2 separate regions of the Mus musculus genome follow, and region 2 is linked to region 1. Evidence: chromatin loops called from intact Hi-C (ENCODE). Cell type or tissue: left cerebral cortex. All regions are shown on one strand. Each heading gives the region's core, and the rest is flanking DNA. Links, peaks and the distances in the headings are about the cores only.

Region 1 (15,561 bases), core at 3,519-11,518:
AAGTGCTGGAATTAAAGCCATGTGCTACCACTGCCTGGCAGAAAAATGTATCATTCTTGAAGCACAATATGTCAAAATCTTAAAAGTCACAGAATACCTTTTCACTTTGTAATTCCTCTCCCACAAAAATTTATAATAAGATAATTAAGTTATTTATAACTTTTATTTTATATTTATAATTGCCTCAAAATGAAAACTACCTAAAGTATTCCAGTTAGGGGGCCCCATTCTCTCAGGAGAGAGAAGATAGAAGGAGAGATTGTGTGAGGGGGAAGGGAGGGGCTGTGATCAAGATGTAAAGTAAATAAATAAATTAATTAATAAATTAATGGAAAGGAAACTGTGTCAGGTCTGATGCAATGGAGCTATAATCCTAGCACTTGGGAGCTAGGAGCCAGAGGGTCAGGAGTCCAGGGCCATCCCTGGCTACACAGAGATTAAGGTCAGTCTAGGCAATACAAGACATTGTCTCAAAAAAAACCCAAACCAAACCCAAACCAAAAACATATTGTTTTGGGAAATTTTCTACTTGCAGAGACATGCTCATGGTTAAATGACACAGAAATCAAAACCCAGAATGATCTACATTGATATAACTGGTCAATAAGCTCGTGACATCGGGGCTTGTCCTCTTAGAACCCAGCTGCCAGGCTGAAGGGAAGCCATGCTGTCTTGCAACAGGCAGAGGGGGATACAATAAATAGCACATGGAAAGATGGGCCCAACCTTGTGTCTACAGACACAGCTGTGTGAGTGACCTCAGCTGATGTCATGTGAAATGCCACCTGTGCAATGACTCAGTGGGTCCCAAAGCCATACATCCTTGCTGTTTAAAACCACTGAGTCTGGAGGTGCTTCCTCTCCTGTGGAGTGGCTGAGGCACGCTGCTGTTCCTACATCTAGTTTTCAGAATAATTGCAGCCCTTTCCAGAGCAGCTTCCACATGTGAATCCTCACCCTTGTTAGCTCCAGGGAGACAGAGCTTTAAGTGACCCCAGCTTACTAAAACTAAGACTACTACCCCTGGCCAGTGATTACACGGCCTTCACAAATACCAGCATTAATGTACCATATTTATATATATATATATATATATGTATATATATATATATATATGTGTGTGTGTGTGTGTGTGTGTGTGTGTATAGTGTGTGTGTGTGTGTTTATTTTCATTTTCCTGAGAGGAAAAAAATTACCCAATGGCTACTTCTTCATGATAGAAAAACAAAAAACAAAACAAAAAAATTCAAAAGAAGAAAACAAGAAAAAAAAAAAAAACACCCTTAGTTTTACTACCCATAGGTCCCACAGATAATTTAAATTGACCTTTCTCCACCAGGTCCCCACACAGAGAGGGGCTCTGTTTTGTTTGTGGCTGGTACAGGTTCCCTGTTGAAATACTTTCATTATAAAGTTGAAGAATCTGAAGAAGAATGAGCAGCTGAAGTCAACTAGCAAACTTGTCATAGGGCCCGGACTGACCGTAAATCTCCTTCCTCGTGAGTCCCCAGCCACAGTACTCTCCCTGTCTAAGGCACTAGCCTGTCCTGGATCTGTGACACTCATTTCAACCTTCTATAAGGCTAGGATTTCACTCCATTAAAGTATGAGTCAGCTCCAGCACCAGGGTGAGTCACCCAGCTCTTCCTGATGAACGTGCCTGTGACTGCCAGGAGACAGCCAGGTGGGGGCCTCAAGGACAGCCAGGAAAGACGGACACAGGTAACCTGCTAGGGGTGAGCTATGATGGCTTTCTTTTGACTGCATGGTGGATTATAAAAGTGAAGAAGATGCTCAAGTTTCAATTTGCTACTAAATTCGTCCCTCACCATAGCCTCCACCAGCAGCACCATAGTAACATCCAAGCAACAGTTCCCTCCGCCTGCCTTATATTCCCTGTGGAGGAGGATGGGGACAGGAGGAGGGACAGCTTCCTGGGAAGGTGTCTTGCTGGTTATATCAGTGCGAAACGCATGCCCAGTTTACACCTCTGTAGAAGCCAGTTCTCAGAGCAAGCCAGCCAAGGCTGGCTGGCTGCCTTCCCTTGGGCCCTGAGCTTCTCAGGGTCTCTTCCTCTTTATTGTTCCCCACACCCAATCTTTATGAAAGGCCTACTGTGTGCTAGGCCCAGGACAAAGTATAGAACCCACCTCAGAGCCCAACCAACAACTTGTAGAGTATTCAAGGCCCATTTTAAAGAGAGAAAAGTCCACAGGAAAGACTGGCCCTAGGATAACACCTCTGGAGATGCTAAGGCTAGACTTCAGGTTCCTAGCACTCGGTCTTTCCTGAGGTTTGAGGAACAGAGGTCTTGGGCCCACATCCAATCCTCTCTCCAGGTCCCTAGAAAAATAGCAACATGCAGATTTGCAAGAGACAGAAGAAGCCTGCAACCCTGGAGTAAACAGGGCTCTGAGGATGTAAAAACCCGGCTGTAACGGCTACCACTATCCAAGTACTTGTATGGCGATGATCACCCAATGGTTACTTTCTCACTCCATAGTCACAATCAGTTCTTTAGGTGGAGATATTCCCAGGATGCATTCAGGTCAGGTCACACACCCAAGGCACACCATGAAGCAGGTCTCTCTCTGAGTCCTGTCCTTTACACCTTGTCACCTCCTTCTGCACTTACGCCTTGGTTCTGTCACTCATTAAGCATTTATAGTTTATTTCCGGTGCCAACTAACTTGCTGAACCAAGGGAAGCTGGGAATGACAAAGGACTTGCCCCGGAGAGATATTTATCTCTGAGGAAGATAAGGCTCAAATAACTGTAATCTAATTGATTAGAACCAGGCTAGGCAGTTGCCTAGCTGGTACTGGGTCAGGGGCCTAGACAAGTGTTGCTGGTCCAGTCTTTATTTAAAGATTTGTGTGGGAGTGTGGGAGTGTGGGAGTAATGGCACACAGAGGTCAAAGGGCAACTTTTCTGCAGTCTGTTCTCTGCTTCTACCTTGTTTTTAAATTTTATTCATTTTACACCTCTCTGTGTTTCTGTGGGTCTCTGTGTGTGTGCTTCTGTGGGTCTGTGTATGTGTGTGTTTCTGTGGCTCGATCTCTCTCTCCATCATGAATGTTGTTAGTCTCTCTCCCTCTATCATCCACCTTGTTTTTGAGGCAGGATCTCTCTTGTTTCTACCATTGTCTTGCCAACAGGAGCTCCTGTTTCTACCTCCCATTCAATTTGGGTATCCTGGGGTTAGAGATGCAGCCTCTGTCTTTCTATGTAGGTTCTAGGGTTTGAACTTGAGTCATAGTCACGTGCACTGCAAGCCCTTTCATGCAGTGAGCATCTCACTGGCCCCATGTTTTCAAAATCTACTAAATTAATATTTACCACCTATATGATTTGGGCAAATTTCTTTGCTTTGTAGAGCCTTTCTTTTCTTCTTTAGAGAATGTAGAGAAAAACATTCATCTCATAGGATTCCTGAGTTAATTAAATTAATTGGATTATAGTACTGTCTCATTTAACACACTTAGAAAAAGCAGGAGGTAGTTGTTCACTTGGGGGCTAAGAAGGAGGATTGAGTTTGGCATAATGCGACTCTGTCCGAAAAACTAACAAATGAAAAACATCCAAAATAAAACAAAAGTGGGGGGAAATGTGTTAGGAGACCCAGTGTGTAGCAGCTATTGGTTTTGGTGGCTTGAGGTACTGGAAGACACAGGCAAGGGACATTTCCCTAGAACCACATAAAGACTTTAAGAACAAACAGAAGTCCAATATGCATTAGACAAATGCAGAAATTAGAAACATCCACAGCTCTCTATTTTCTCAAACAAAACACATCTGGGGAATCATTAGCCTCATGAAGAAACAGCAACAGGGTCAGGAGTTGGGTGTGGCAAGACAGGTCCTCCTATCCCAAGTAAAGTTCACGGCAGGGGTGGGTGAAGGTGCCCCGGAACCCAGTTGTAAAAATAAATAATAATCTTAATGCAACTTCTCTGTCTAGTGCTGGGAAATCAAATCCAGGCTAAGCAAACCCTCCAACGCTGAGGTTCAATTCCAGTCCTTAATGCCATATTTTTGAGAAATTATAAATAAAAAAATAGGAAGAAAAAGAAAGACAAAGCATCAAAATTTTCAATAAAGATGGGATTAGTTGTTGTGAGCTGCTGAGTCACATCAGCTTGGGGCAAAGAGAGAAGCAGGAGAGCCGCTCATTGGTTCTCCAGCTGCCTCACCCTGATTACCCAGCACCCCCCCCCCCCAACGGAGCCCCTCCCTTCCAGACAGAGCTGTCCTCCAGACTTATGCGCTCAGGAAGGTTTTGCATGTTATGTGCCTGCAAAAACACACTTTTGCATATGACCCTTCGTGTGATGCCTGAGAGGTTTAGCCATGCTGTCATATGCCATGGAAAAATGCTCAAAGCAGGGGGTGGTACTGAGAGACAAAAGGTCATGTCAGGTGGGAAGGTACCTAAGAAATGGGAGTGAAGAGCAGGTGAGGGAGGCCCATAGTCCTTTGGAAGGGCAGAAGCCACGGGTTGGCTGGACATTGGATAATGAGGGCGAGGAGTCCAACAGTTTGGAAGTACCACCTTTGGGACACTTGGGAGACTAGGGATGCAATGACGAGTATAGATTTAAGCACGGTGATTGTGAGCACCTGTGGGACACCCAGAACATTGTCCTTGGGGGCAGTTAGCCAATCGTGGCGCTCAGGACACAGTGGAAGAGGGATACTTCTTTCAGCATCCCCCCAGATCATTGGTGGTGGTGGCGCTTGCAGAGGTACCCAAAATGATCAGAAAGGGACACGGATGAGCTGGGAGCAGGTGGTTGGAGCAGGTGTGCAAATCAGAATGAAATACAAAAACACAGAGAACTGTCCTGCCTGGCTCAGCATGCCCTCCTTGAGTCCAGATAACGTATTTTCTTTCCTCGGGAGGATTTGAGTTGCAAAACAGCCTTCGGATTAAGGGCTCCCCCTCTCAGCCCCTGCCTGCGCCCCTTACATCAGCTGCCACTGATTCAGCAAAGCCTTTTCAAGCCCTACCAGGAACACTTGCCTTTAAAGGCAACAGAGCCTTTTCCGGGCTGTCTTACTCACTCTTACTCCGCGTAGCGGCTAGGACCCGCCCGCAAAGCACCGCCCATTTCTAAGGCCCTGGGTCCACAGGCGTGCCGTCTGACACGCATCAGGCAGGCACTCGCCGGAGTCATCCTGTGCACCTGGCCCCTCCCCGTTAAGTCCTGCGAGCACTTTTTCTTCCAGACTGGTAGGGGCTGGCGCAGCTTGAACACAACCCAGGAAGAGCTGGTTCCTTTAAGGGCTGAAGTCACCTCCAGGGAACAAAGCTGCCAGTGTAGGAACAGACTAGCAAGTCTCACCAGGTCTGGGTGGTCGCTGTGAAACCCCTACCCCTTCCCCTTTAGAAGCCTTAGGTAGGGGCGGGTTTGGGTATGCTGAGTTGTCACCAGGTTCTTTTTCTCTGAAACCTTCTATGGCGCCCCATTGCTCATCCAGTAATGAAAGCTCTGGCCTCTACTTAGATGGATGGCATCCAGGGTCTTTATAACTACCTCTTCAACCTCTCCCCCTGCCCCCCCCCATCCGGCGTCCCCCCTCCCTGCTCCCCAGTTTCTAGGAGCCAATAACTACAAGAAGCCAATTCTTCGGGCTTCTGTCCACATCCCTCTCTCAGCGGCACACTATCCTAAGGCTTTGTATCTCGTGGGCTTTCTTTGGTGTTCTCTACAGGGTTAAATTCTGTTTCCAAGGACTCAGTCTCCAAGATAACAGTCCACCTAAGAATCTAACCTCTGATCTAGTGTCCATAGCTCCTGGTAAATTTGCCTCTAAACAGTTGCCTCCAGGGGCTATAAAACATTTACAGAGAGAGGACAGAGAAGTGGAATTCCAAGCAGACAATGGGATCTGTGTCTGGGCAGGTATAGGGAAACTGGGGGAAAGTAACACTATTTCCCTGGCTACTCTGCTTTTTCCATGGTGCCATGGTGCCATGGTACCATGGGACTGGGCTGAAATGCTGACACCAACAATTAGTGCAGAATCTGGTAGCACAAGCCTTTAATCCCAGCATTTGGTAGGAGAGTGGATCTCTGTGAATCTGAAGCCATCCTGGTCTACATAATGAGTTCCAGGGCAGCCAGGGCTCTATAGTGAAACCCTGTCTCAACAAAACAAAGCACAACCAGAAGTATTAGTGTAATTACTTTGAGAAACCCTTATTCAAATCAGGAGGAGACTATTAGACCCATTTTAGAGATGGATGTGGGTTTTGAAGCTGAGAAGAGATGCGTGCAGATGTTTGGCAAGTAAACGGCAGAGCTGGGACTCCAGCATCTGAAGCTTGTGGTTCAGAGGCTATCTAAAGATTCTCCATCTTTTTGAATCATTCTGTCTGCCACCTTTGTATCTAATCTTCTGTCAAGAATGGCCTTCATAATCTAGCCACCTATTGAACTACCTTCCAAACCCTGCTCTGCATCACCTCCCTCTTCCCAAAGAGCCACACATACACACACACACACACACACACACACACTTCTCTCTGGAGACTTACCCTGTATTCATCCTTGATATGGTTTACACTGCCCCTCTCCCTGTCCCTCCAGCTTGGGGACTCCCTGAAGCTAGCAACAGACTCTCATGCTTCTGTCCTAGGGACACTGACTAGCACGGGACCGTCCGTCATAGAGGAGAAAAAAGATGGCTGATTGGTGACTTGTTGGCTGAGATATAGGCATGCAGTTCTATAATGGGGGCGACTGAATTTGTGAACTGGTACCCTAAGAAAGGGCCTGGGAGACCAGGCTTGGGCCTTGTTCCAGCCCTGCATCATATGTATTGAAGGAAAGAAACAGGTCCAGGGTTGGAGAAAGCAAGAGCAGAGGAGGCAGGTCTTGCAGTCAGCAGAAGAAACTCGGGGGGGGGGGGGCAAAGTGGTGATCAGGAGAGAGGAGAAGGGGAACCCCAGACTCACCAGTTCCACATGCTTTACTTTTCAGGGGTCCATGCTCAATTAGGGTGCCCTCCTAGGCCAGCACCTGGCACACAGCTCAGCTTCCTGTCTCTAACAGAAAGTCATTTCTCCCAGATCCCCCCTTCAGGTGAACCTAGATGGGACATGGACTGGAGGGACCACAGAGGCTATTGACTGTCCTACTCACCACTCCAGGAGCTCACCTGTAATTCTCATAGCCCAGGGTTTGATAACAAATCTCATTTTATCCAGGAGAAACCCGCTGCTCATTGGCTGGGAGCTTGCCCAGGACCAGCTAGAGGCGGTTTATAGGTGAGCTGGTTCAATGCCAAGGTGTTCTATGTCCTTAACCATTTAGACACCCAGCCTCTCTGGTCTTCACACTTAGGTGTCACCATAAAGTCAGAAATGGAGGGAGGTGGTGGTTTTACAGCTTAGAGAAGTGGTGGGCATGGTGTCTAGGAGCAAAAGAGGAGCTTGGCCTTGGGCACAGGAACACGGAGCAAGGAGAGAGAATTCAGCTTCGGAGCCAGACCTCCCGTGGTCTCTCTAATGAACTTAATGCCACTTTACACATAACACACGCGGTTGTAAACACCATCCAAATACTAACTCGTTTAATCTTCCTAATAACCCAGGAGGTTGTACTATTATTATGACTAGTCTACCAAAGTTATCCGGCAGCCTAGTGAGGAAGCCAGAGTCCTAGCGCTGGCTTACAGCCCCGCACCAAGCGCTACCATTTTGCTAGTGGCCATTGAGACTCAGAGAGGTGTGCAAACCAGCTCAGAGCCACACAGCGAGCGCCCCCAACGGGTGCCCCGCACACCCTGGGACTGCAGGTTCTAGCATCCAGAGCCAGACTGTGGTCAGTAGCCCTCCGTCCCTCCCCACCTCCCCACAGAACCACGCCTCTCAGAGTCCCGCCCCGGACGTGCTCCCCAGGCCCCGCCCCCTTCGGGCCCACCTACACCCCAGAACCAATGGCGGCGGTCCTATAAAAAGGCAGCTCCGCGCGCTCTCCCCCAAGAGCAGAGGCTTGCTTGTAGAGTGACGATCTGAGCTACGGGGTCTTAAGTGCGTCAGGGCGTGGAGGTCTGGCGGGAGACGCATAGTTACAGCGCGTCCGTTCTCCGTCTCGCAGCCGGCACAGCTAGAGCTTCGAGCGCAGCGCGGCCATGGATCCCAGCAGCAAGGTGAGTAACGGGGCTGGGAGTCCCGGGTAGGGATGTGCTGCCGAGCGCGGGCCGGGGCGCCTGTCCGAGTCCCCGCTTCCTCACGCAGCCGCCGCGCGCTTCACGCGGTCGGGGCGGGGGCCGCGGATCAGGGGCCCAGGCGCCGCACGTCGCGCACGACCTCGGCGGCTCCTCCCGCGCGGGGGAGGGGGCCGGAGCGCGGCGCCCATTGGCTAAAAGAGCCGAGCCCCCGGCCGGGCCCCGGCTAGGAGCGGAGGAGGCGGGACCCGCCCGGAGCCCGCGCCGCGCCCGGAACCCGGGCCATGGGGGTGGCCAGGAGGAGAAGGCACTTCCTCCAGGCCAGGGTCGGGGGCTGACGAGCTCTGAGGACCTCACGATGCGCAGTCCTCCAGGGATGTGGGGCCTTTCCCCGGGGCAAGCTACTGACTGGATAAGATCTCTCTTCACCTGTGATCAGGCTTGCCCTGTATGGGCCGGATTTACGGAACCCCTCCTGGATGTGCGACATTGTTTCTTTCTTGTCCCGCCTTTGCTTTGTGTAGAGTTAGTTCTAGTCCCTTTTAAATTAAAATAAAATTGGATTTTCCCGTCTTAGTATGTAGGAAGGCTCAAGGATGCGCACTTTCACGCCCCCCCCCCTTTACCTGTTTAAAGTTAAGAACAGTGCGAGCATGTGTTAAATCCCTGGCTGCCTTTACTGGGCAGTGGGGGTGTTTTGGTGGAACTCAGGAAAGGAAGCTCCAGTTGACTCCGGATGGTCGTACTGACAGTCTCTGCAGGGCCACAGTGATAGAGATAGAATGTAACTAAGTATAAAGACAAAAAAACAAAACAAAACAAAAACCAACTGAGGCCCGGGAGTCTCTCAGATGCCACTTAAACTCCGAACTTTGGTTTTTCCGCGTAAAACTTTTCTCTCAGACCTAGGTTAATCTCCGTCTTTCAAATTCCTTGGATTTTGCTTTTGTTTCGGAGACATCATCCCCTAGCCCTGTCTGCCCTAGAGTTCATATGTAGACCAGGCTGGCCTCAGACTCACAGAGATCCGCCTGTCTCTGCTTCGCGAAGGCTGTAAGCCCGGGTACCACCACACTCCGCTTGATATTTATTTTTTGAGCTGATAAGATGAATATTCTGAGTAGAGAAGAGGGTAAAAAAAAATCAATGCTCGTTGATCACCTGGCTCATGGCTAAACTGCTTTTTACATGTCGTCCTGTGCTTCCTTACCAGGAACACTAAAGGGAAGTAAGTTTCCTAAAGTCACACAGTTCCTAAGGTCTGGGCTGGTTTCACTAGTGTTTTCTAAATTGTGAGCAGCAGGAAGAGTAAATGCCACCGCAGGCAGGTGGATGGGCGCGCTTACTCTGCTGAGCTTCCCAGACTTTCCCTACTGGCTCCATCTATAGATCAGTCCCTCCTTCCCCATGGTTTATATCTATAGCGATGAATTCATGCACTTGCACTGTTATTTACAACAATAGAATCCCCGCCCCCCCCCTCCCCCCCAGACAGGGTTTCTCTTTGTAGCCCTGGCTGTCCTGGGACTGGCTCTGTAGACCAGACTGGCCTCAAACTCAGACCCGCCTGCCTCTGCCTCCTGAATGCTGGGATTGAAGGCATGGTGCCACTATACCTAGTTTAGGCACATTTTAGTTATCTTGTGTACATTCTTGGGAAAAGCCCTTCCCTTTCTTTGGAGGTGGCTGATTTCCCAATCAAGGCCACAGCCTTTTGTGTTGTATATTAAAACGGAGTTCTGGAGAGTTGTTTAGAGGTCTGGCGAGCCTCTGGTGTACTCTGTAGTAATGAGCTTAGTAATGAAAATAGGGAGGGGCAGGTGGAAGCTCCTGGCTAGCCGGGGCTCACCTCCTCCTGGCCGTCCTGTCTAGGCTCAACCTCTGCAGGCAACATAAAACTACTTAAAAATCACAGGGTTCTTCAGGATACGGTAGTAGAAGATCATAAGTATCTGAGATTCATAGTGAGGTTTTGAATTTTCACTTAGCTGGGTTGCTTCATCTGCAGAATGGCAGCAGTCCTAATCATTAGACGGTAGGAATTTAGTCTGGAAAAGCCTAGAGAGATGGCTGAATGGTAAAGGCACTTGACAGCCATGCATGAAGATCTTTGTTCATTCCTGGGACTCACTAGGTAGAAGGTGAGAACTGATTCCTGCAAGTTGTCCTCTGACCACCATGTGCACACTAGCGTGTGTCTCTCCCCATTCTACACAAGTAAGTAAGTGAAGGCGGGCATGCTAGCAGATAGATCTCTTGAGTTTGAGGCTGGCCTTGTTTCTATAGTGAGTTTCAGGCTAGTAGCTATGCCATAGTAAGATCCTGTCTTACTATAGTAAGTAGATAGATAGATAGATAGATAGATAGATAGATAGATAGATAGAATTAATTTGGAGAGAATAGACCCAAAGTGTGTCTGCCAGTCCCTATTAGATGTCCCTTGACTTCCCATGCCACGCTGGGCCCTGAATAAACGTCAGCAACCTTCAACCTCCGCTGAAAGCTACCTCTGAGCGTAGCGGCATGTGCTTTTGGAGGGTCAGGATGCTGAACTGTAAGTGTTACTTAGGGAAGTCATTAAAGCTCTCACTGGTCAGGAATCTGGTGTGGAGAAAGAACATTGAGGGATGGGCAGGGTGCCAGAGCTAAGCCAGCCAGTGTGGCTGCCTGTCCTACCTTGGGCTTCTGTTTCAGCTCTCTGATGGCCACTCAGGTAGTTAGGAAAGCACCACATGGTGCTGAGGGCTTGTGCAGCTCAGCCTTTGTCTAATATGTGAGGCCTTAACAACTGCACTGTAGGAGAAATGGGAGTTCCTGCCATGATGACCTTAAAGTTCAGAGGAAAGTAACTTTACGAAGTTTATGTGCTGTGTCTCCCCCCAAACACGCGGCCAACCTTTGCAGGTAGCCTGAAGATACAGGCAACTGAAGAAGAGACCTGGCCATGGGTTAGTCACACTCCCTTTTACAGAGGAGGAGACTGAGGCCAGTCAGAGCCAAGACAAGAGTGTCAAGATTTGAGGCACTTTGATGTGTTGATGGAGTTCCCCTCTCTTATCCCGCGTTCTGTACCATCTTCCACCCATCCCAAGTGGGCAGAAGTTCCCAGCCTTCAGGACTGCCCAGCCATTTCTGGGTACAGTGGGGCTCAGGACTGCACGCACACGTGAGGAAGCTTCTGTGAAGGGAAGTGGATTTCCTGGGAGCTTCAGCTTCTTTCTTTGGTAATGGTGGTTAAGACTGTGTCCTCTTGCTCTCGATCAGGGTGGGGGCTATCATAAGTGAAAAGACCCCCTTTTCCTCTCAGCTGAGATGAGTAAGCAATGTAAACAACCCCAAGATGATTCTTATCTAGTGTCAAGCCACCCTTGGGTTCTGCCTTCCCTTCCCCCTGGCTGGGTCAGCCCCAAATCCCCCTCTAATCAGCTTGTGACTTCAGGGAGTGCAGCTTTACTGGGTACCTCCTGGATACAGGGCATCAGTGCCTAGAGATCTGCTCCAGCACCAAGGGTACAAACATCAACATCCCCCACCCCCACTGGCAGAGCTAGGAGGCCTGGAACAAAGGGGAAAGTGTGCAACATTGGCTTGGGGCCTGCAGCCTCACCCCTCACCTCTCTCCTGGGTACAGAGGTGACAAAGCCATTCAGTCTAGCAACCACTGTCCCAGGATAGCAGAGGCCAGGAAAGCTCCTGGCGGGACTCAATGGCTGAGAGAGGTTGTGTCCAGGCTGGCCTAGCACAAAACAAATCTCCAATTGTTACCTCCCTCCCAGGGAGGAGTGGAGTGGAGCCCGAGGCTCTGTCACTCAGCCACCAAGCCTGGCACAGTAGCTTCTGCAGAAACACTGAGATTTGCAGTAGCTGAGCCAGGGGCTACTGGGCCTCCAGCCTGGCCTTCGCTTACCCCAAGGCTTTGACATCCAGAAAAGGCAGAGCATTCCTGCCAGACCCCAGATGATGAAGGTGTTGACTGTCTAGGTGAGTTTACTGCTCAGAACATTTGTCCAAATTGCTTAATCCACAGCTCAGGTCCCCTGTCTTGAAATTGGGAGTGTCCAGGGAAGGGCTACTCTGAAACTGCTTTCTTTTTCTTTTTTAAAGATAGATTTGTTTGTTTGTTTGTTATTATATGTAAGTACACTGTAGCTGTCTTCAGACACTCCAGAAAAGGACATCAGATCTCATTACAGAGAGTTGTAAGCCACCATGTGATTGCTAGGATTTGAACTCAGGACCTTCAGAAGAGCAGTCAGTGCTTTTACCCACCGAGCCACCTCACCAGCCCCTGAAACTGCTTTCTTACCTTGTCATATCCCCAGCCTATGCTCCCTTTTGTAGATCCTCTATACCAAAGTTTGAGGACTGTTAGCTCTCTGGTCTGTTTTCACAGCAGCAGGTGTCAGGAGTTTAGGTGTTTGTGAGGCATGCTGCTGACTGAAAGATGAGGAACCCAGCTAAAGAGATGAAGGAAACAGTGCCTCTTAGCTTTCCTTGAGCATCAAGCTGTGGCTTTCCCCCAGCTTGAGCCATGGCTTCCTGCCCAGCTCTCCTGGTGACTCCAGGTGGCCCCCAAGTGTGCCAGAGCATCCCACCCCATACCCATGGTCCACACCACAGCCCTGGGTGCTGCCAATGGTGGCCACATCAGTCACATGGCTAGTATGGTGTGGCATCATCAGCATCAGCTCTCTGGATAGTAGTGTTAGCTGCTGAAGTAATTTTCTTCAGCTGGGCACTGGCCTGAGTATGGGCCATAGTAGCCTGTTTAGCCAGTTTTGCCATCAGTGTTGTGAGCTGCATCATTGTGTTGGCACTGTACTGTGTGGCCATAGTGCCATCTTCATCCTCACCCAGACACTTGGCCTCTGGTCTCAGCACTACCTTTATCTTCTCCATAAAGAGCTCTTCTGACCCCAACAGTCAGAGTATCAAGTACCTCTGTACTGCAGAGCTATTAGCATGTCATGCCCACAGGCAGTTGCCTCTCACTGCCTCATCGTGTGGGTTAGTCTGTTGACCCTGTCCTTGTCCCCACCACCTAATCACTGGACGCATGTCTTACATGACCAGGGAGGTTACCCTACCATACTATCATTTTATTTTTCCCCACTCCTCTAAACTTGTACTTGTAAAAGCAGACCTGTTCACTAATCTGGGAGCCATGTCTCCCAGCTAAGTTAAACCTTCATCTAGAGTGCCGCACTGGAATTGCCATTCTCCCTAACACTTCTCAAGGCAGTGTGGTGGGCTCACCAGGCCCTGGGGTTGTGTCCAGTAAAATTCCCAGATGGGAATGAAAAATAAAATTGGATTTTAAAAATCACAGAAGTAATGGAGCAAATTAAGGAGAAGCGTAAAAATTAGAAGAACAAATTCATCTGTCTCCGGCTTTCACAGTTAGTGCTTACTCCCGGGACCCCTTCTGTGTATAGATGTGTGCCCGAGTGCAATATTGGTTTAATGGCTCACACTTTGGTGTCATGCAGCCTGTCCCGTTCACCAACCCAAAGTAAGTACTCAGTGCCCTGCGCAGTTAGGGCATTGCCTTTACATCTAGCAACTCAGGGAACTTTGGGCCATGAACTCTTTTTCAAATACAATATAATTATGCCTGGGGCTTTTGTTTTTGGTTTATCTTTTTCTAATGAGCCACCCCAGGGCTTTATTTCCAGCACGTACAGATGTTTTGCATTCTTTCCAACAACTGCATACTATTCCATTGCAGATGTGTTTTGCTGTGTTTGAGAAAGGGATCCTGTACCTTTTTAAAGAACACTACTGGCCACTGGATACATTACATATATTCATTTCTGCCCTGGCTGCCAACGAACATATCAAGTCACACAGGCAGGAGTGTACTTCAGTTAATAACAAAATCTGCATTCACTCAGGTAGTCCTGGGAGCATGTTCAAACACAATCTCATTCAGCAGTGTCTTAGGAAAACCTCAAAGAGAATGGAAGATGTAAGGAAAAGATTTCATAAAGTCACCAAAGTGGAAGAGATGAGGCTTAAACTTACTGAGAGTGACGGTGACATTTGTCTATGCCCTTATATTAATTTTATCTCTGCTGAATTGGTGCCAACATACTACCGAGTATACCATAGAGGTGTCTGTTTCTTTGGGATCCCTTTATCCTCCCCGGGTCCACTCCTACAGGCTAAGGAGGTAGCTGTTTGCCCACCATGTGTAGAATACCCTTTTCAGCTGCTTAAGGAGGGTGGTGTGAATTTTACCTGAAAGGCTTTAGAATCCGGCACAGTTCAGGTATTGACTTTGCATCCAGCAGCACAAGGAGTTATGTTTCAGGCAGACAAATTTTCTATAAAGGCCAGGATCGTATATATTGTTGGTTTTGTGGCAAGATCTGTGTGCCTTAGCTTGTCTCAACTACAGCTGAGCCACTGTAGCACAAAAGCAGGATTTTGTTAATGGTCATGGAAGTTCTAATTTAATGTAGCTTTCATGTATTCCCCTCCCTCAACCCCATCCTTTAGAAATGTAAAGCCCACTCTTAGCTGGTAGGTGGGACCTAGTCTGTTAGCCCAGGGGTGATTGTCAGCCAACCTTGGCTTAGAATAAAACCCAGTAAAAAGGGCCAAAAGGTCCCCAGACTCTGGCTGCTGGTTCAGAATTGACAAGGCTTAGAGAATTGCTGGAGTGGAATTTGACCTACATAGAAAGCACCAGGTAGAAACCTTGCTTCCTTCAGGAACCAGTACAGGGAAGTAGAGGAGAGAACATGACCAGGAAGGGCAGAGCCTGTGGTACCAGAGGCCCTCCCCTTCCCACTCACCTCCCCATTTGGAGCTTCAGAGAAGTCCCAGAACTCCAGGGTAGGCGCCTTTCCCTTTGAGCCTTCCGTTCTCTAGAGCAGGAGCAATCTCTTCTAGAATGGAGTAGAGAGGGTTCATGGTAGTTAAATCAGGATGTGAGCAGTCCCTGGCAGGGTGCCTGGCACCTCACTGGTGCTGCTGATAAGTGCCCCGTTCCCACTCCTCCCCCCTTATAGACCGATGAACACCGCCCGCCTCCAGGGTGCCCAGGAGTCAGTCATGCAAATCTGAACATCACTAGAAGGTTTTAAGGAAATTGAAGAGGAATCAGGGCCTAAGGTCACATGAAGGTCAGTGTTGGTGTTCCCGGATTAGACCATCACTGTAAGATTTGGGAGGCTTGAAGGAGTCAAACAGCTATCTAGGAGGCCAGAGAAACTCAGCTCCTACCTACCCTTAGGTTACGGAGGAATCAGCTCCCTGTTCTTCAACCTCCTTTATCCAGTAAAGATGGCACATGGGTCTGAAATAGGTCTGGATTTTTTTAAATACCCAGAACTTCATTCAAATGTATTCTTAGAAAAGAAATGTATAATAAACAAGTGT
Region 2 (15,561 bases), core at 2,715-10,714, 100 kb before region 1:
CCAGGGCGCCATCTAGGCCCATGCGGCTGCACCCGCTTCCCACAATCCTGTCTAAGACAGTTGTCATTAGGGGGACCGATAAGCTCTGCAGAGGTAGTTCAGCAGTCCTGCAGATGACCAGATGGTGGCTCAAGACCATCGAGTTCCAGGCTCACAACTCCAGTTCCAGGGGTTCTGATGTCCTCTTCCGGCCTCCACAACTACCTGAACACATACAGCATATATTCACAGAGACACATACACATAAAAATAAAATAAATCTTCAATGAAAGAAAACAAATACCAAACACTGGCAAGGACTCAGCGAAAGGAAATCCTTATACATTGCTGGTGAAGGTGCATACTAGGCAGCCACGGAGAAATCAGCATGGCGTTTCCTCAAAAACTAAAAATAGAGTTGCTGTGCAAGCCGAGAATAAGTATAAAGGATTCTAAGTTAGCGTACCTCAGAAATAACCTGCACATCCGTATTGCTCAGCACCGGTCACAATAGTTTTACAGGTTCAGACTAACAGACGAGTGAATAAAGAAAACAGGCTATGTATTCACAGTAGATCATTATTCAGTCATAAAGAAGGGTGAAAGAGATGGCTCAGTGGTTAAGAGCATTGACTGTTCTTCCAGAGGATCAGGGTTTGATTCCCAGCAACTACATAACAGCTCAAAACCATCTGTCCCTCCAGCTCCAGGAGATCTGACAGTCAATTCTGGCGTCCTCAGGTACCAGGCACGCTTGATCATATAGGCAAGTACTTATACATATAAGATGATAAAGTAAATTTTAAAATAAAAATGAAATTATGTCACTTGCAGGAAAATGCATGGGTAGAGGTCAGAGAGCAGAGGTCAGAGAGCAGAGGTCAGAGCAGAGAGCAGCCTGTGGGAGTCAGCTTTCTTTCCAGGTGGAGGGTCCTGAAGATCAAACTGAAGCCACCAAACTTGTCCCCAGGTGCTTTACCCCCTGAGTCATCTCAATGTCCTTGACCTGAAGATTTTAATTCTAAGTGTCTGTGTGAGTCAGGTTCTCACCTTCCTTCCCAGCTCTGTGACAAATTCCTGAGAGAAGCAGTTTCCCTGTAGGAAAGGGGAGACCTGGGAGTTATAAAACCTCATTGACAGACCTTTTCAAAGGACCAACCAAATGCTCACCTACACAGCCATGTCACACACTGGAAAGCTCAACCTTATAAAAATGACATGGCTCCCCAAATTAATCTATAAATTCAATACAAATCCAATTAAGAGTCCAGAAGAGTCATTTGGTTTGGAACTTCCCAGTCTCATTCCAGATGTTTGTGGGAGATGGGAAAGGGAAATTCCTGGAAAAGAGCTGTGGCCACAGATGCTGACCGACTCACTGGGAACTTTAATGACATGGAGAGAATGTTGCAAGTCCAGAGCCTAATTATCTTGGAGCACCTTAGCCCTCTCAATAGCCATTTATCACCCTCTTCTGTGTGTGACCTAGCATCTTTGTGACCCTTAGAGAAACCCTTTGGATGTACAGACCCTTAAGCCCCTAGCTTCCACTAAGCAAAAGACTAAGAATGCCATGTGATAGCAGGAGGCTTACAGCTGGATCCCAACACTTGGCTATCACCTGCCTGATGTTCTGACCAGTGTATCTGAAAGTGTCTTGATCTACAGCTTACTTTGCTCTGTTCCTACAGAACTTCACGAAGCTGTTAAATGCATTGGACCATGGTGTTTGGAGAAATCAAAATCTGTCCCCAGGCCATGGCCATTCAGATCTGGTTCCGTCTCTTTTTTCTTGGAAGTGAGAGCTGTTTCCTTCAACGGAGCGAAGCAACTGGCCTCGCTAAAATACTCGTGATCAGGAAACACCTAGTAAGAGCTGGAGAGATGGCTCAGTGGTTACGAGCACTGACTGCTTTTTCAGAGGACCTTGGTTTGAGTCCCAGCACCCACATAACTGTATGTACCTCCAGTTTCGGTGGTCTGTTGCCCTCTTCTGCCCTCTGCAGACACACATGTGGTGCACAGACATGCATGTAAGCAAAATTCCCATACACGTACAAACAGAATAAAGTCAGATAAAAAAATTGTATGTTAAGAAAAAATTTTTTCAAAAAGCAAAAGACAAACACTTGACATTAAGTTTGAAGATGAGATTAACGAGCATCATGATAAAATCCGGAGGTATCTTGGGTTTTGCTCAGACTTTTTTCTTAATTGTAATTAGGATTTCATAACAGTGCCACAGGATTAGGCAAACTGGCCAGCAACGTGGGTAGAAACCAGGTGCACACCCACAACCGCAGGGGAGCTGCCCTGGGGGAGGAGGTCAGCGGGAAGGAACCTTCTAGAATGATGAGGCCCTCAAAAGGAAAGTCCTTTACAGTGCACTTCCTCTTTAGGGTTTTCACATCCTCAGCTCAGGCAAGACAGCAGAACTCAGCTAGACGCAGTGGTACAAAGTGACATGAGGTGATACAAGGCGGCACATGCCCACGATCCCAGCACGTGGAAGGTAGAGGCCGGAGGGTTAGCAATGATGTCAGACCCTGTCTCAAAAAAGAAAAACAGTGGTTTTTGTGAGGCAGTAAAGACTGTAGTTCTGAACTCTCGGTGGGAAACGGCCCTCCCCCCCCAAGCCAAGTTATATCCAGCTTTATAAGCACTTCCTTCCAGGAGGATGTGGGCAGAAACTTACAAGACTTTGTAATGTCCAAATTCCCCATCCCAAAACGTCACTGTAAAAATCAACAAAGCCTCCTGTGGCTGCGCTAAACAGAAATAGTTTACAGAGGGGCTGCTGCCCGGTCACTGGAGGCGCACAAGAGCCCTTCAAAGGCTCTGACGTGCAGGAAGGGAAGCAAAACCTGTAAGGTCCACAGCAGTGATCTCTGAACATCAACCTGGTGTCACTCAGGAAATCCACGTAGTGTGAATCTAACACTGTCAGCCTCAGTGATGCCGCAGGTCCCCATCAGACTTGATTTCGAGGGCTACTGAGGAGGCTCAGTGGGTGTTTGTGCTGCAAGCCGTGGTTCAATGCCTAGAAGGCACAGTGGAAGGAGAGAATGGATTCCCACAAGTTGTCCTCTGACCTACACACACACACACACACACACACAAACGTGCACATGCGAATGCACACTGTGGGGTGTGAGCACACAATCAAATAATAAATATATTTTTAAAAATACTTTTTTCAACTACAGTTAGGGTCACTAAAAGTACACCGCCATCAAACGTGCCTTGGCATTCCCAGAGTTCTGGATCCCTGCTGGGTCTGGCCAGCATGTACTCTCATCTCCCCTTCTCCCTCTGGAAATTTCTCTCTTCTCTGGGGAGGGTGGGGGGGGGCTTCTTTTCCCTTTCTATTAATTTATTTATTTATTCACTTTACATCCCAGCCACAGGCCCTTCTTCCACTTCCCCCTCACACAGCCCTTCCCCATCCCCTCTTCCTCTTCACCTCTGAGGAGGAGCTCCCTGCCCCCCCACCCCCAATCCCACCCCCACCCCCACCCTGTACCAACCCACCCTCGAACCTCAAGTCACTACAAGGCTAGAGACATCCTCTCCCACTGAGACCAGACAAGGCAGCCCAGTTGGGGAACAGGATCCATGGGCAGGCAACAGAGTCAGTGTAAGCCCCAGCTCCAGTTGTTGGGGACCCGCATGAAGATGAAGCTGCACATCTGCTACATATGTGCAGGGAGTACAGAGGACTTGAAAAGCTTGGCTTTAAAAGGATTTTAAATGGGTAGGTTCAACAGAGCCTTGATAGTACATCTCATGGTTTGGTTTGGTTTGGTTTGGTTTGGTTTGGTTTGGTTTGGTTTGGTTTGGTTTGGTTTGGCTTGGTTTAACACAAGGTTTCTCTGTATAGCCTTGGCTGTCCTGAAACCCACTCTGTAGACCAAGCTGGCCTTGAACTCACAGAGATCAACCTGCTTCTACCTCCCAAGTGCTGGGATTAAAGGTGTGTGCCCTCAAGCTCTGCTGTATACATCTCATTTAAATCGAGCACTGCTAATATTTTGGAGCTATGGAAAGCACAGAAGCGCTCACCCTTTGGACTGTGTTTGTGGGCAGTTTGTAATTTTTTTCCCGGGGTCAAAAATTCTTGAACATCAGATAACTACTGAAAAAAAAAAAGCATTCTAGGCACGAGGAACAGAATGTGCAAAGGCACGGAGTACAAAGAGAACAGTCTGTCTTCACAGAACCAGAAATCAGGATGATCAGAACAAAGGTCTGAATGTAGGTAGCAAATTCGGAGCGGAGGCAAGGCTGAACTGTAAGGTTCTCTGCTTTGTCTGGCTGAGGACACACCCTCCCTCCACGCCCTGCCTTTAAGGAAGCGTTGGCTCTGATCCTGGCCCATTTCTCCACACTCATCAGCACACTGCCGTAAAGGACATTCTGACATTCCGCAGGCAGGATTCTTCTGAGCAGATCTCTTGTCTCTGGCACCCTGCTGCGAAAATTCTAGTTCCCTCAGTCTTCTCTCTGTGTCTCAGCTCAGGGACATCGCTGGCATTCCACAGGTGTACAGTCAGTCACTAAGCATAGATATTGAAAGATTCATCCTATCTGACTCCTGCTCTGCAAAATCACTCTGGTGGTCTCGTGTTTAACAGCTGGAAACTGTTGTTTCCCGCGTGTGTTTTCCAGTTTGGGGTGGGCAGATAAATCTGGCCTCTGGGCATCACCCTGACACCCTCATTCCTGCGGCCATTGAAGCTTCCAGTGTTGTATTAAACCCTTTGCTCCCAGAACGCACGCCGTGGCTTCCAACCAGGCTCTTCTATATTGGATGTGCCCTGGAACTGAATGAGAGCTCTTGTGCTGTAAAGTGGTGATAGCCTTATTCCTGTCAGAAAAGTAGGACAGTGTCAGTCCACAGCACGCAACGTCAGAACCTGCAAATATGACAGCCAAAGACCTTTGACAAGCAAGACTTTCGCACACCAAGCAGCTATAGTCATAGATCATCATGGTGGGAATAAAGAACGTGAGGGCTGTGGAATGTGCGGGCGTCCTCAGGGAGTGCTGGAGAACTTAGCAAAAGCCTATGAGGATGTCAGAGCTCCAAGCCCCCACTAAGCACACGGACAGAATGCAAGAGGACACAGTGTCTTAAGGGGGTGCTTTTGAAAGATAAGGTAGTGCTACAGAACCCAGGCTAACATCAAACTCAGTCTTTCTGCCTTGCCTCAAGGGCTGCGATCACAGATGTGCACCACTGTGCTTAGAAAGGACTTGGTTCCTTATACTGCAAAGTCTAGATTTCTGAAAACCCCAAACCACAATCTGCTCTTGTGGTTGACCAAATTTCATATAAATTAATCTCCTTTTCGGTGTGATTGAGATCATATTGTTGGTAAAGAAACAATGAATTACAAGATTATAATGGGAATGTTGGGTAAATTTCAACCCCTTTCAATCCCCCAAATTATATCAGTGTTCCTTCACCAATAAAAACATCCCTTCTGCCCACCTGAAGATGCCAGCTAAGGCAGGTGTGGTGGCCTTTAACCCCAGCACTGGGGAGATAGAAGCAGATCTCTGTGAGTCTGAGATTAACCTGGCCTATATAATAAGTTCCAAGACAGTTGTGGGTACAAAGAGAGACCCTGTCTCAAAAACCAAAAGTGGCTGGAGAGATAGCTCAGCAGTTAAGAGCACTGGCTGCTCTTCCAGAGGTCCTGTGTTCAATCCCAGCAACCACATGGTGGCTCACAACTGTCTGTCTTTTGTAACTCCAGGGGATCTGGCACCCTCACACAGACATATGTGCAGGCAAAACACCAATGCACATAGAATAAAAATAGGTAAATTATTTAAAGAAAAAAGAAGAAATGAAAAAGTCACCCTCTCCCTCTGCAGTTGATCCTATCATTATCTTGTGTGAGGCAGCCACCTTGAGCAGGCAGACTGATTGTTCTTCAGACCCTCGCTCAGCTCCCAACACTTCCAGACACACAGCAATACTCAAGTTCCAAAAGATCCAAAGAGGACTAAGGAGTGTGACTGGGCACCAGAGGGGACAGACTTTACCCATTTGTATCAGAAAAACCCTGGGGGGGTATTTATTTGATTCTCAGGATGTTGTTTGTAGCAGGGAGAAAGAAATGTACTTTGTTTTACATTTATTATTTATTTGTTTGTCTCGGGGTTAGGGCTACAAGTGTCACTGCACACATACTAGAAGCCAGAAGACAATTTGCAAGAGTCTGTTTCCTCCCTCTGCCATGTGGGCTCCAGCGCTCAAACTCGGGTTGTCAGGCTTGGTCCCCTTACCTGCTTGCTGAGCCATCTCCTCAATTCAGAAACACAATTTTTTGACTGTGTTTAATTTAGCGGTTAGATATATGAGCTTGATATAAAAGTATGTTATCTCAAAAGCCTACTGCAATGATCTGCTGAGACCTTAACAATGGTCTACACTAAGTTAAGGAAAAATTCCCAAACTTCCTTGGTTCACTGAAGAACAAGTTCTCCAACAATTATGAGAACCAGGAACCCCGCTCGCTAGAAGCTCCAGCCTGAGAGAAGGTTTACCTGGCAGAGTAAACAGTGGAGGCGTACTGTTCCACTGTCTCCACAGAACAGCACCGCTCTCCAGCCCCCATCAAAACCCACCCCTCACCAATACACAGAACTGATGCTGAACTCCGTACTGCTAATGTCTGATGAGTGGACTAGCAAATGATGCCTGACACCCTGGTGAGACACGTATGCCGGGGGGGGGGGGGGGCAGCATTCCACAGAAATCACATAGCCTACTAGCCTACTATTTTGTGAAAGTTTTTGCTTCTAGTTGTATCTGATACGTCAAAGCTTCCCCTCCCTGGGGAAGGAGTTGGGAAGCACTGGGTATCTATCCTGTGGGGCACAATGCCATGGCCCTATTAGTAACCCCTGAGGATGCCACAGGGTGGCAGCATGGTGACTTGGAAAGTTCCCTGGTTTCAAAAAGGCCAGAGTGACCTTGAGTTTAACTTAGTATGTATAAAACAAAAACACACAACTTCCTCATAAGGTTACAGCAATTATAAAATGAGGACAAACAAGAAAGCTCTTTGAGCTGCACATCTCCGGGTGTTGCCTGCAGCAGTTTTTAAGATGATGCTATTCCCATGACAAACATTTGTCAGTCCAGAATAAAAATGTCCCCAAATGGATCCGGTTTATTTTTTAATCTCTTATTTCTTCTTTGACTTGTATCATAGATACATAATTAGATTTTTTAAAACAGCAGTGGGACCAGTAAGCGGGCTCAGTGGGTAAAGGTTCTTGTGAGACTGATGAGTTAGATCTGCCAGACTCACATGGTAGGAGAGCTGACACCAGGCCAGTTATCCTCTGACCTCCATACGCACTCGTACACATAAGAGTGCACACATGTGACCATACACACAATAAAGAAATAAAGTGAGTAATAAAGTAATAAATTTTTAAAAGAAAGAGCAATGTAGTGGAGTTTTAAATCATGATACTGCAACAACACCCCCCTCCTCCCGACAAAGCAGCTGTCAGTCCTGAAGACATGCACTTTGAAACCCAACAGAGCTTGGAATTTGCCCTGTGCCTGCCACAACTGTTGTCTGAGATCTGCACTCATCCTGCCCAGCGGCTGAAAGGCTGAAAGGGCTTTTTCTGGGCTCAGCCATCCCCTTCCTAGTTAAGGCAGATTGCTACTCTTCCCTTCCAGGGTGACCAACACTCACCAGCAGAGGGCGGCAACTCCCCACTCATGGTCTGATCTTGCCTTCAGTTTTAGAAACCTGGGTTTCAATCCCTACTAACCAACTTTACTCTTTGATTAGAGAACCTTCTCTCTCCAAACTGTGGTTTTCCTGTCTGGAATATGCAACCAAAAAAAAAAAGGAACTGATCTCCACGAGGTTAATGATATGATACAGATAAACAGCAAAGTGTTTTCCAAACATTCACTCTTCAACATCAAACAATGGGTCTGATTTGATTCAATTCTCACCAGTCCTCAGCAGGCAAGAGATAAAAAAAAAATATGGTTCCCATTTTTCAGATGAAGAAACTGAGGCTCAAATGAGTTCCACAAGACCCGAAGACTCATGAGGCAAGGAGCAGTTTCACACTGAATCTCTACAGACTCCATGGTTTATGGTGATGGAAGTTGGCCTTGAGAAATTCCTCCATAACCCTTCTGAGACCCTAGGGTCCCAAGCCCATGCACACTGAGCTCCCAGACCAGTGGCCCTGTTGTCCCCACCTCCTCATTACTCTGCTCAAAAGTGCTTGAGTGGGCTCTCACCTGTGAGCCTCGTTCCCCTGACTGTACAAGGGACCTTCCTCAAGGACTGACTATGGCTGAGGGAAAGCATTTGCTGCATCAAACAGGGTTCAGAAACAGCAGGCACATGTGGCTCAGACCAGGCGTGGTGGCACAGGCCAAAAATCTCAGCACTCAAGAGGCAGGAGGACTGTGTGCTTGAGGCTAAATAGAGATCTGTCTCAAAAAATATAGTAGCTGGGCTGAGAGGAGGCAGCACATGCCTTTGAGGCCAGCACTTGGAAGGCAGAGGCAGGCAGATCTCTGCGAGTCGGAAGCCAGCCTACAGGTCTACAGAGTGAGTTCCAGAACAGCTCAGGCTGCACCGAGAAACCCTATCTCCAAAGAACAAAACAAAGAAACAAAACCGTGAGAGGTGACTCAGTAGTTAAGAGTGGTTGCTGTTCAGTCATAAGGACCAGAATTCGGAATCTAGCACTCGCATTGGGTAGCTCTCTACTACCTGGGACCTGAGGCCTGCTTCTGCCTAGAATGCTCTAGAATTCTCCAGTGACCACGTTTTACTGCTATGGCCACAGCAAGCAATTCGCATGTGCATTACATTGCTTTCCATTTCCCACATAAATAAATTTCTGTTATTGTTTGTTTGTGTGTATGTATGTATGTATGTATGTATGTATGATAATGAAATTTGTCCACTTTGCTGTGACTTTGTACAAGCCATTTAGCTGTATTGAGCCATAGTCCCTCCGTCTGAGCTATCTGGGCAGCATGAGCCTTCCCCACCTCACCTGGAGGCTCAAAGTCTTGCAGCCTCCACCCATCCCCTAGGCCTCAGGCAAGCTTCTGGGCAGAGGTGAGCCCTGCCTTCTGCCTCACTTCTCTCACTGCCCTCAAGTCTCCTCAGCTGGCCGCAGCTTGGTTTTTTGCCTCCCTCTACAAACAGGATTCCACTGAAGTCTCTATCTTGTCTCTTTAGCTCTCAAAGCTCTTCAGACTGGGGCTGTCCAAGTGTTCCTTCCTTTCCTTCTCCACAAGGTCTCTCTGTGTAGCCTTGACTGGCGTGGAGCCTCCTGTGTAGACTAAGCTGTCCTCAAAACTCACAGAGACCCACTTGTCTCTGCCTGCCGAGTGCAGGGAGGAAGGGCACGCTCCACCACACCCAGCGGTCCTCCTCGAAACCTAGGGACCAAGTGTCCTTGGTTACAGTCACCCAGGTTTCCTCCGCCCCCTCTGACCGCCGCTCTGATCCTGTGGAAGAGGACCTGGGGCCCTTTCCTGTCTCTTCATTCCCTTTGGATAACGTCAACCCAACCTACACCGCCCAGCACCGGAGAGGCTCCTGCTCCGGTGTCAGCCCCACCTGCCTGGAGCCCTGGGCCTGGTAGTGAACGTGGATAAGGTCCGAGCTCTCTGGAACATAACAGGCTTCCTAGGTTGTGGCCACCCAGAGCCAAAACCCAAGGCCACTCAGTGGGAGTTTTCTTCCCACTTTCAGGCAGCTCCCAAGCCCCCTGAGGACTTCCCTAGCCCTTTATTCCATTCATTCAGAGATATAATTATGGACCAGCAGACACTCCACTCCGGGGACCAGCTTCCTTCTGGCCCCTGGTTTTGTTTTGTCCCTCTGGACCTCTGGACTAGTCAAAAATATAGGAGGTAGGAGTGGTTGGTTGGTTGGTTGGTTGGTTGGTTAGTTGGTTGGTTGGTTTGGGGGTTGTATTTTGGGTTTTGGCTTTGTTTTAAAGATTTACTTTTAGTTTATGTGTATTCTGTGTGCATGGGTGTAAGTGCACCGTGTGTATACAGAGGCTGAGGAGGCCAAAAGGAAATGTCAGAAATACCCTGGAACTGGAGATACAACAGATTGCTAGCCACATGGCAGTGCTGGGACCCAGATCTGGGCCCTCTGCAGGAACAGCAAACACTTCTAACACGGAGCCATCATGTCTCCACACCCTTGCTTTGTTTTGTTTTGGTTTTGAGACAAGGCCTCAGTTTTGAAACAAGTTCTCAGGTAGCCAAGGCTTACCTCAGACTTAGTCTACAGCTGAGGATGACCTTGACCCTTGACCTTCAGAGTCTCCAGCCTCCTGCTGGGACTGCAGGCATGTGTTCCAGTGCCAGGCCTGCCATTGTGTGTGTCTGTGACTGAGCACGTCCTACACCACATCAGATATGGAGGGCTGTACCTAGACTTCACGTACTTATTCACCCTTCACAACCCCGAGAGAGACAGGCTGTTCTTAGCTGAGACGAGAGGGGCACCATACAGAAGGGAGCGGATCAGGCTTGCACAGTTAGCCACAAGAGTTCCCACCCTGTTGTGCATCCATAGCTGGCTCTTTGAGCAGAACAACCCATAGGCTAGCAGCCCTTCCATCCTCCCGGGATCTGAGAACCCTTCTGTGTAGCTCAAACCCTTTTCAGCTACCCCACCTACCCACCCACCTTTGCTCTGTCTCTTGGCCATACCCCTCCCCTGCCTACCTACGCCCACCCCATCTAAAGTACTTGTCAGTTCAACCCTACCTCCATCTGTCAAAACGTTTATATCCTTCAAGCCAAACAAAACGGCTTTTCTTGCCTGTGCTGAAAGAGCCGTGATGGAGGGCTAACTTGGGGAGACCGTGGATCTGAGAACATGGGGGGGAGTAAGACCAGATTATCATAAGGAACCTTTCTTGATCAGAGAGTCTAGAATTCTTGCTTTCAGGAGGCCCTTGAAACAAAGGTAGACTTGTCCTTTAACCTTCACAGAATGAAGAGAATGTCAGGCCTAGGAAGGACTTCAGAGGAAAAAAAAAACCCACTCCCTTCTCTTTGCCCCCAGGGATGCCTACGCCCAGGGAGGGGCAGAGGCCTGGCGGACCTTCTGGCTGATGGTGGGAGGAAAGGCCGTGCTCGCTTGCCTACTACAGGACCCATCTCAGCAGGTCCCCAGGCTGCAGAGAAAAGAGTGGGAGGGGCCTGGAAGAGCGACTGCTGTGGAGCCTGGCTCTGAGCCTGTCTGGCCAGGCCTGCTGGGCTCCAGGAGGCCTCAGTAGTTTTCCATAGCCAGTAGGCCAACAGCCTGGGCCATGTGCTACCCTCTCCCCTTGCCCTCCACATTCCTCTGCATATTCAGGCAGGACAGCGGCATTCTTTGGAGCTGGAGAAAAAGCAGGGATAGGGGCAGAAACCCAGATATATGCAAGATTTTCAGATAAGAGTTTGGCCAGAAACACGGGGGTCAGGAGAGATCACAAAGATGCCAATAAGGTGAAGCGTCCCAGACCCGCAGAGCCACGTCCAGCCGTTGCTCCAAAGATGTGGCAGGTCCCTTCTCAGAGGCATGCACAGATAAGACTACCACAGAGATGCACGTTCCCACCCCAGGCCACCCCCATGCCTCTGCCATCCCAAACTGTCTCATCTATAACAAACAAGAGACGCGGAATGTGTACGGGCCTTTAGTTCCAGAACAGCAACTGGAATTCCTTATTCTGTTCCCAGGAGCTGGGGTGGATCTCTGCACATCTCCACCACTGTGGCCCTTTCTTTGGGTCCTGACATTCCATCTGTGTGGACAGAGTAGAGAGACTTCTGGGAAGCCCTTTCCTTGATTCCATCCAATCCACTCTCTCCTCCTACATCTCTGCTCTCATCTGGTTTCCTCCCTCCGGCCCTATGGCTGTTAACCAAGAGATTGACTGAATACATTTATGGGATCCATCATACAGAAAGACCAGGAAGGAGACCTTAAGCACACACCAACCTTGTGCTGCAGGCTTCCCTCTAGCTGTTTTGTGATCACCTAGGAGCAAAGCCAGCGTGCTAGCTGGCTGCCTGCACTTAACTCCATGCTTGGGGAGGGCAGAAGAGAGCCGCAGACCCAGCTAGCTTTCCACCTTAGTTGAACTCTTTGAGCCTCTCATTTCTGGTTTATCAATTGGGAATAAAATGCTATCTAACTCTCAAGGAAACAGTTGATTATGGTGCCTAATTTCAGGTAATGGCTTTAACCAAGCAGGGAGCTAGGACAAATCAGTTGATAATACAGCTTTTCCCTGTCTGATGAAAACTTCACGATTAACTGGGAACTTGGGAGCCCTGTCCAGAGTACAGCTCTCAGCCCATGGGCCCCTCACCTTCATACCCACAGGCCCCCAGCCATACCACTTGTTCCCACGCTGCCCAGTCAGCCGGATGGGATTTGAAGCCCCAAGGGATCAACTGGGACTGCACAGAAGCCGCCTTGTCCCAGGGGGGACTCTTTGGTCACGTTGATGGTGCCCAACCCACCTCCACCAGGCCAGCCAGCTTCAAGGGTTTGCACCGGATTTCCTGGCTGGGTGCCCAGCACCCTGCAGGCTGTTTGGGGACACACGGTGTAGGAACAGCGGGGTCTCTGAGAGAGGTTCCCACCTAGCTCTCTCCGCCCACTTCCAACTAGGTATCTGAGCTAGATTCCCAGCACCACCCTAGAAGGGCATAGATAGGACCTTCTATCCACTTCCCCCATCCTGGGCATCCTGAGAGATGAGGGATTGCTCCATAAAAGACTTGGAACTTGAGAAGGGCTCTCAAGATGAGCTCATTCAGGAAAGATGGGGAGAGGCAAGCGGGGGGATGGGTGGGGAGTCAGTTTTCAGTATGGTCAGCTCAGAGCTTTCTGGGTGAGATTGGTGGCCTTTGGGTGGGGCTTTTCTGGGTCTGAGTTAGAAGCTAGTGCAGATGTGCCAGGTCCAGATGTTGGGATCTTATCTTAGTATTCAGAGTTTGGGTGTTGAGAATCCTTATCTGGATGTGGGGGTCCTGGCAAAGATTCTGAATCCAGAAAGATGTATGTCATGGACGCCTATCTGATGCATCTGGTCCATCTTCTCTTAGGATGGAGTTTTCACTCCATCAGAGGGTCGGGGCTCTCTGCAGCCTGGATGTTGGAGCCCAGTCAGTGTTCATGATCTGGAGCTGTGAGCTCTCTGGGTGCTCCATGGTCCAGATTTGGATGATCGATGCTGGTGAACCAGATCCAGGTGTGAATGTACACTCTGGGATAGTGTGGGAACCCTGGACAGGAACATAGAGCCCAGTCCCAGCCCCTACCATGGACCAGAAGACAGACATCACTGAGAGTCCATCTCCTGCCCCAGCTCAAGACCCCTCTAGACCAGCAAAAGCAGGGAGCAGGGCAGCTCAGTTTGATATCCTTCAACTCAAGCCTTGAAGACAGAGACCACACAGTAGCTGGGATCAGTCGTCCTCACAGAGGCTGAGCAGAGGCACTTGTTTCCCAGCCCTGGCTTGTTTTGTTTCCCCACAAAATGGAAGAGCCAGCTGTGGTGTTCCCCAGGGCCCCCACCGTGGGGTGTCTGCAAACATTCACAGGAGCCAGCATGCTCACAAGACACACACTCCTCACTCCAGCCTGCCTGCTCTTCCTACAGTGATCTTTCCCCAGAAGGCCCTTGTCTCTCCTTTCCCTCCCCCACCCCTACCAACCCCTCAGGCTCCTTGTGTTCCGGGAACTCTGTGCCCACACATGCACACACCCCACACAGGTGCCTTTTCAGACCAGGATTTCAGCTGTTCTCACTCTGATGTCTCAGGCAGACCCAGGTCCAGCCTGGTTCTCTCCGTGGGCTGGGAGCTCACTGCGATCATGGCCCTATTTACTGCTGGCTCTATTCTCGACAGCCATGCTTGGCTGGGCCACCACCACGTGCTGGCAGGTGATCCTTTCAGAAGAAGAATCTCTTTAGTCTCTAATGCCCCGGATTGGGGGGGGGCAGGGGGGCGTAGGCAGTAATCGGATTTGGGGGGCCTGTCTCCTGACCACACCAATCCTCCTTTCCAGGCTGCTGGACCCATGTGATAGTTGGTCTGAAGCGGCAGGAAGTCCTCAAGGATGTGGGCTCTGGGATGTGTAGCTGGGACAGTGTCTGTCTACTTCTCCTAATGAGGAGCAGACAGAAATCAGAGCAATCACAGCATAGAATCCAGACAGAGCAGTCAGCTGGCTCCCCGGGCCACTCTGGGAAGTTAAGCAGCCATGCTCTTGGGGAAGCACACATGTGCACATGCATACAAAACTCTCACACAGAGGCTTCTGGGACAGATTCTGGACCAGGCATTGCTAACAGCATTTCTAGCTTTCAAAGCAGCCTTGTAGGAGTCGTTAGCCTCCTTTGACCGAAAAGGAAACTGAGGCTTAGAAAAGAATGTGAAGCCACACAAATGCTAAGTATGGAATCGGAATTCAGGGTTGTGTCCTTTGCACAGGGAAGCACACGCCTTTCACACGCTTGCACTGAACTCCAAAATCATAGTTAACTACGAAAGCCTTCAGAACTATGTGAGGTTCTGAAAGGGCGGCCTCATCTGGAGCATACCATTTCACAGGATGAAAGAAAGGATGTGTTTCGGTTTTCAGCTTACAAAATGGCAGAGTCCAAACTAGAATTCAGACCACCATTGTCACATAGACACATGTGTCCGTAGCACACACCACCCATTTTAGCGGAAGACTCACACATAGCCTGTGGGCACACATCCACCACACCCACACTCAGTCCCATATACTTTACTTACCTTCGTGGGTCTGCACATGCAGCACCACATACGTGTACTAGCATGTACAGACATGAACATAGATGTGGATGCATTCGATCACACATGAGACCCATTTAGGTAAATTCACTTGCACATAATTTCTGCAGTCACACATAGGCACACACCCATGTTCCCACACTCATGCAATCACATATCTTCTCTACCTCCTACTGCAGAGGGGGAGGCTGACCCTAATCAGACACAGCTAAGGCTAGACCCTGGTAGAAGCTAAACCCTGAAGTGTTTGGGTTTTCAGGGGAGGGGGCTTTCTTTCTTTCTTCTTCCTTTCTTCTTCTTCCTTTCTTCTTCTTCTTCTTCTTCTTCTTCTTCTTCTTCTTCTTCTTCTTCTTCTTCTTCTTCTTCTTCTTCTGGTTTTTCCAAACAGGGTTTCTCTGTGTAGCCCTGGCTGACCTGGAACTCACTTTGTAGACCAGGCTGGCCTCGAACTCAGAAATCCTCCTGCCTCTGCCTCCCGAGTGCTGGGATTAAAGGCGTGCGCCACCATGCCTGGCTTCTTTCTTCTTTTTTAAAGCAGAGTCTTTCTAAGGAGCCCTAGTTGTCCTAGAAGTTGCTATGCAAGCCAAGTAGGCCTCCAACTCACAGAGATCTCCCTGCCTCTGCCTCCCAAATGCTGAGATTAAAGATATGCACCACCATGCCTGACTTAGACTTTTGAGGTTTTAAGGGGAAAACCTTAGCTCCAGCATAGCCTTTTT

What was found. Hi-C counts contacts between places; a loop is a spot of excess contacts. Peaks named below come from ENCODE experiments on the same cell type or tissue, not always from the same donor. Only the 100,000 strongest peaks of a DNase experiment are listed, where the experiment ranks them.
Region 2: a loop joins it to region 1, with 3 times the contacts of the local background. A loop is called at or near these places in 13 of 42 quality-filtered maps.

The regions. Positions count from the first base shown.
Region 1 is chr4:119,100,816-119,116,376 of GRCm38, forward strand. Slc2a1 (solute carrier family 2 (facilitated glucose transporter), member 1) reads left to right here and starts at 7,930. Exons shown (of 10, transcript NM_011400.3): 1 at 7,930-8,157. The coding sequence starts at 8,140. Gm52706 (a long non-coding RNA gene) reads right to left here and starts at 7,934. Exons shown (of 2, transcript XR_003955269.1): 1 at 6,962-7,934. In left cerebral cortex, for the core only: a CTCF peak has its summit at 7,769; DNase peaks (open chromatin) are centred at 4,714, 5,100, 7,231, 7,896 and 1 more place; H3K4me3 peaks cover 4,837 bases; H3K27ac peaks cover 4,864 bases.
Region 2 is chr4:118,997,463-119,013,023 of GRCm38, forward strand. It overlaps Gm12865 (a long non-coding RNA gene), which reads right to left and starts at 575. Exons shown (of 2, transcript XR_868061.2): 1 at 1-575. In left cerebral cortex, for the core only: CTCF peaks have their summits at 6,923 (motif pointing right) and 7,706 (motif pointing right); DNase peaks (open chromatin) are centred at 6,976, 7,709 and 10,671; H3K27ac peaks cover 185 bases.